Regions from separate parts of the Mus musculus genome. Here region 1 is linked to region 2. The links are chromatin loops, found by intact Hi-C in ENCODE. Cell type or tissue: heart. All regions are shown on one strand. Links, peaks and the distances in the headings refer to the core of each region. The heading gives the core; the rest is flanking DNA. Region 1 has its middle 50 kb from the start of Gm25081. Region 2 overlaps Nr6a1 (nuclear receptor subfamily 6, group A, member 1).

Region 1 (2,910 bases), core at 102-2,601, 310 kb before region 2:
CAGGCATGAGCCAATATGCCAATGTGGTGCTTGGGATCGGACCCAGGACAAGCTGGGAAAAGCACCCTACCAACTGAGCTACAATCCCAGACACCATTCTCCCTTTTAAAACTGGAACGGAGCTGAATGGAAAGAGCTCTGGTAAAATATGTGCAAAGCCCTGCGTCCATCCCTACACACACACAGACACACACACAGACACACACACACAGACACACACACACACACACAGAGAGAGAGAGAGAGAGAGAGAGAGAGAGAGAGAGAGAGAGAGAGAGACTGATAGGGAGCTCAGGAAAGAAGGACCTGAGACCTGAGTTACCTTAGGAGGGAGGGAGGCTCCTGTGGGCTGTGGCATTTATTTATTTTCTGGCCTCTTACTTTTCAAGGCCACCTGCACAATTAGCCTCCTCTCCCAGGGTCATCAGCATAGTCGGAGTTATGCAGACTCTCAGCCTGCACACCCAGCCCTGCTCACTGTGACCCGCCCCATGTCAACCCAGCACATACAAAGTCAGCTACCCATGGTGAGCTTCTCAATGATCAAGTATCACTGTCAACCACACAAGCACTCACAGAGTCCTGCCTGCAAGCTCATTGCTCACGGTGACCCTATAGCCCAGTTTGGGCCTGGTGTCCCACCCAAGATATGGCCTGCCATTGCCACTATCCAGGAGCTGGCGCCGTGTTACTGGACTAAGGAGGCCATGATGTGGCCTGACCTGGAAGCAGAGCAAACAAAGGTGCGAGCATAGACAAAGGAATCCACGCCAGTGAGAGTTATGCCAGGATCCCGGATCTCAGGTCCTGTCTCCCGGAGAGCATCTGGTCCTCAGCTGTTAGAAGACACGGAGCTCAGAACACCTTTACCTTTCACCCACCAGGCACCTCACTGGCCTCACTTCCCAGAGGAGATGACTACCACAAGCTCTTTCCACTACAGAACTCATGAGATAGATGTTCAAGTCTGAAATCACCTAGATCTAGTTCAGAATTGGAGCTCTGCTTTTTAACAGCCACAAGCCTCAGTTTCCCTCCTAAAATGCAGATTATAATTTTTCACCTCTCATGGTGGTTGTGAAGAGTATCAGGAGTTAAAACCCTGGCACATAGTAGGGCCTCAGCCAGCTAATAAGCCTTGGGCTGTGTGACTGTCTTATTCAACAATGGGTCCCAAAGACTAGCATGCTGCCCAGCACACAGTAGGTGCTTAATATTTGTCCATGAAATTAATGAAGCATCCTTAACAACCTCCAGCCCTCAAATCCCTCCTGCTTCCCAAACTCTGCTTCTTAGGGTTTTCTCTGCAGAGGTCAATTGGCAAGTTAACAGGACCAGAGTTGGCCACCTTCCAGGGCTGGGAGCCCTGAGCTGCAATGTCCGATCCTGGTCACTAGGGGGCGAAATCTCTTAAGGTTTTTACAGGGGCTCGAATCCTTCTTGCCACTTGGGGGCCACAGGGGACTTGAAAGGGTACAGACAACTAGGTCCTGTCTCTTTGCCTCTCTGGCTAAAGAACCTTGGTACTGCTCTCCTGAAACCCAGTGGCAGAGAGCCTTACACTCTGTTGTACGTAGCCACTCTGTTTTACTGTGGCTCTTTGTCAGGTTTGACCTGACCTCACCGGTCGAAGTGTTAACCTGTTCACTAGTGTCCTGGCTTTACCTACTATGGTTTACACCCAAACCTCAAGCTTTCCTGTGTCTCCCAGCCCGAGAAGTCCAGGTTAGCAAAGCTAGAGGACCTGTTTGCTACCCATTTGATAGATGGGAGAACTGAGGCCCACAGAAGAGAATCCTGTTCTCAGGGACCCATATCGAGGAGAGAGTGGGCCTGAGACCCAAACCCAGTTCCTCCTTTTCACCAAGCTGTTTCGAGCAATTGCCCTAGGGGAGGAAGACCATGAAGTCTTTCTTGTGCCCTATTCCCCATCCTGGAGAAATCTCCTGCCCTGACTCACTGTATCCTCTGCCACGACTTGATGAAGTTATACCTGTCTGCATTTAGGGCTGCAGCAAGGGAGGCCTGGCAAGGGTGTCCCAGTTCACAGGTAACAGGTTACAGTTTGTCCCTGGGACTGTCTGACTTCCGGGCCCACTTCCTTTATACTAAGTCAAACTATGTAAGATTGCCATTCCCATAGGCCAAAGAATTTTAAATATCTGGTATGCTTAAACTATTGCTTTGGAGACATACACACACACACACACATGCCAAAGGAAGGAACCATTCTTAAACTATTTTAGTGTCAGTGAGGGGCAAAGGGTGGTTTCTTCAGGTGTGAAATAGGAGATTTCTATTGCTGGAGAAATTGGCCCACAAAGTCCCCCCAAAGAACCTGTATAGCCAAGCTCAAGGATGTCTATCCACAAACGTCATATACCTCAGGTGGGAGAGATTCAGGGTGCATTGGGTAGAGATATAGCTGTTCCAGTCATGTCATGGGGGCTCCTTGGAAGCAGAACAAGTCCATATGATAGGAATGAAGATTGTCACAGAATGTCACGAACACCGTAGCTGGAATGGCACAGAGGGAAGCTGGATGCTGAGGAATGTCATAAGATGCTTTGGAATGTCAAAGAATGCCACAGGGTATCATGGGTTCCTGTAAAGGTCAAAGGATGCTGTAGACTGCTCTGCTTGGTCATCAAAGTCGTCAGATGTCAAGGACCACTTTCCAGTGCTACCAGGCAATGCTGCAGAGGACTATAAATGTCACCATGACTTGGACAGTCCTCCTGGTCTGTAATAGGCAGTTTGCTGGGAAATCACAGCATGTCATGGGAACCTCAAGCCCGGGAAGTACTTTGGAGATCACACGGATTCACTTGCATGTTTTGCAGATGGGAAAACCGAGGGGGGTGTTACATAGTCCGTGTCTGGTGGACATACAGTCTGAGGCAGAAACAG
Region 2 (2,910 bases), core at 180-2,679:
AGCTTCCTCATCCTAAACAAGTGCAAAGGCACCTGTGCTACCACAAGCTGTGAGAGGGAGTCAGTAATACAAAGCTGCCTCAGTTGACACCAAGATAATGCCCAAGTCCCTTAAGGTTACAAGTTAGATTTTTGTTTTTCCCAGATATACCATCCTACCAATCTAGATAAACATTTAAAGCAACAGCTTAGCACTCTGCCTGTCTGACTGCATGGCGCTTACTCGCCATCCTCGCTTTGTGGGAGAGGGATTTACTGTTCCACCTAGTCTATCCATTTAGAGCCTGAGACGGGCTGACCACACAAAGCTAGTATGTGCCAGGGTAAGGGTTACAGTTTAGGGCTGCGGGACTCAATGCTCCTCCTCGGAGGCTAGGCAGCCTTGCCTCACAAGGAGGATGGGGGCTTGCTTAGTCCAGATCGCCTCCCCAGTTCAGCGCTCTCACCTGTGGAGTTCTTCATCAGAGGGTGAGTACTTGGCTGTGACATCAGCCAGCTCCCCAAAGATCTGCTTGCTGTACACTGTGAGGGAGGAGAGCAGGATTAACTCCTGCCACGTAGAGCTCAAGAGGCACGTGTAATCCTTGATTGAGAGCTCGCAGAAGAAAGGCAGCTTCTTGATCCAGGCAATCTGCCTAAAGAGCAACTCGTCGGCCAGGCGGCAAAGCAGAGCAAACAGTTCTGCCTGTGTCACAGCATACCTGGGGGCAGGGACAGGACAGAGTCATTTCCATCAGCCAGAGAGTGAGACTAGAGAGATTTTAGAGACAAGAGAAGGATTCCTTGGTAGTAGGCCTCTTGCCCTTGACCACAGATTTCCATTTTCACTCAACTTCTTATAAAGGGGTAGGGTTGAGGCCAGGATAAAGCTGAGGTGGGGGAGGGGAGAGGGCACAATGAGAGGATCTGGTGAGAAGCTGCTGCTGAGGGGGAAGGGGGCTTAGAAACTTCTGGAATTATGAGGGAATATCACTCTTAATGGTGGTGCTCTCTGACTGTTTCAGGCCTTAGAAGAAGTTCTTACTCATTCCTGTTCTAATTTTGGCAAAGTAAACTTCAATGGGATGGGTCTGGAGCATACCCCGTATAAGGAACAACACCTACACATGCAGGAAAAACGAAACAAAACCCAAAAACACGCCCTAGGGCCAGAGGCAGCGGAGATGCTGAGAACAGAGGCGTTCAGAAGCCTTTCCTGTTCTCACTGTGCCCCCTAGTGGTGACAGTCCAGGAACCAGAGTTGCTCAGCCTTTCCAGCTATTTCTCTAGCCCAAGGTGGGTCTCTGAGCCTCATTTTCATTCTTCTCAAGGTCCATGTCCCCTCGTCATCCTCTTCCTTATACACTAACGTAAAAGCTTTGTGAGACCCTTTCTGTAGGTATTTAAGTCTCCTCTTCTGAAACTGGAGCCTATCTTAGGATCTCAGGATACCCTCTGGAGGCGTTAGATTAAGATTCTAGCAACACTTGTTTTCTACCTAAGAAGTACTGGGTACAGCAACGGGTGGCCCAGATGGCTAACTACACAACACTCAAGTAGAACTAAATGCAGACTAAGATCTCTTCCACATATTCAGGCCTACACCAGAGGCTGTCAGTCATGTGCCATTGGTTACTCAAGGGCTTATTGGCTAGGTCATGTTTGACCTGTTTGACAGGTCAGAACCAGTTAGGGCTTGAATGATTTAAAAACCCGAGGCCTGATACAGAGCCTAATTTTGTGCTAGAAGGCACATGAGCAAACATTCCAGGGCTTGGTTTATCTAGACCCAATGAGAAAATAGGCCCTGCTATCCCAATTTCACAGGAACTGAAAAGTAACCTGAATTCTCTGAGAAAATATGATTAAGGAAACATGAAGGACAAAGCTGGGATACAACCGATGCGTGGTAGGGACATTTTGGAACTGTAATGGGCCAAACAGGACAGAATTAACTCACCCATCTTCAATCAACATAGGTGTGCCCAATGGCTCCAGGTCTTCGGCTGACATCAGCTGATGAATCAGACTGTAGGACTGAGGGTCCAGGCTTCGAGCTTGTGGGGGCAAAAGTGGTGAGTGGCCAGAATAGCTAAAAAGGTGTGGTATGTATTGATAATGTGGAGGCACTGACATCCCCATGTACTGATCCCTGAATGCCATGAATCCATTTAGTTCCACAGACCTACTGGAGAGAAAAACTTCACATCAGGAAAAGCCATTGCAGGTTGAATACGTGCTCAAAGAAAATAACTTGGAGATAAGTTGTTCTCTGGTCATGAAGTCTGTGAATCATCAAGGAATGGGAAGGAATTAAAGGTTACATACATGTCTATGCTATTAAATTCCACCCACAAGACAAGGATTCTGTGTGGGCTCACCAATGTGGCCAGCAGAATAGGACTAAGTAGTTATGGATTGGATGAAGTTTTTGTACTGATGTCACACCTAGCACCTTGCTAATGCTAGGCAGGTGCTTTGCTACTGTGCTATATCCTAGCCCTCTTTTAACATATTTTGAGACAGGGTCTCACTAAGTTGAAGGGTTAACCTTGAATTCACTCTGAAGCCCATGAGCCTCAGCCACCTTGATAGCTCGGACAGTAGATCTTCATCACAAGGCCCAGCTTTGAAGTGTTTTTAGTATATACTAGTAATCTATGATGATAAAAATGTGTGCTTTTATTGTTATTTTACTGTTAGGAAAACAACAGCATAAGACAGGCTAAGTGGACTTAATTAGTCTAAAATCCTAAACTAGTATCTAGCATGGCATGTACCCTGAGGCCCCTAAGTCCCTATTAAACTATTAAAAAGAAAAGAGGGATACAACTGAATGGAATAAAAAGCTCTAGTTGCCTCTGAAGAAGATTGTTTCCCACTTCCTCTCCTTTGGAGAAACCCAACCATGTTCCCAATTAACAGTAAAAAA

Evidence for each region. Hi-C counts contacts between places; a loop is a spot of excess contacts. Peaks named below come from ENCODE experiments on the same cell type or tissue, not always from the same donor. Only the 100,000 strongest peaks of a DNase experiment are listed, where the experiment ranks them.
Region 1: a loop joins it to region 2, with 3 times the contacts of the local background. A loop is called at or near these places in 5 of 42 quality-filtered maps.

What each region holds. Positions count from the first base shown.
Region 1 is chr2:38,428,738-38,431,647 of GRCm38, forward strand. No RefSeq gene overlaps it. Among named protein-coding and RNA genes, the nearest start is that of Gm25081, 50 kb to the right of the region's middle. In heart, for the core only: a CTCF peak has its summit at 1,395 (motif pointing right); a DNase peak (open chromatin) is centred at 1,374.
Region 2 is chr2:38,738,442-38,741,351 of GRCm38, forward strand. It overlaps Nr6a1 (nuclear receptor subfamily 6, group A, member 1), which reads right to left. Exons shown (of 11, transcript NM_010264.4): 7 at 1,939-2,166; 8 at 446-700. Among named protein-coding and RNA genes, the nearest start is that of Nr5a1, 25 kb to the left of the region's middle. In heart, for the core only: a CTCF peak has its summit at 1,217 (motif pointing left); no DNase peak of the experiment used is centred there; H3K27me3 peaks cover 469 bases.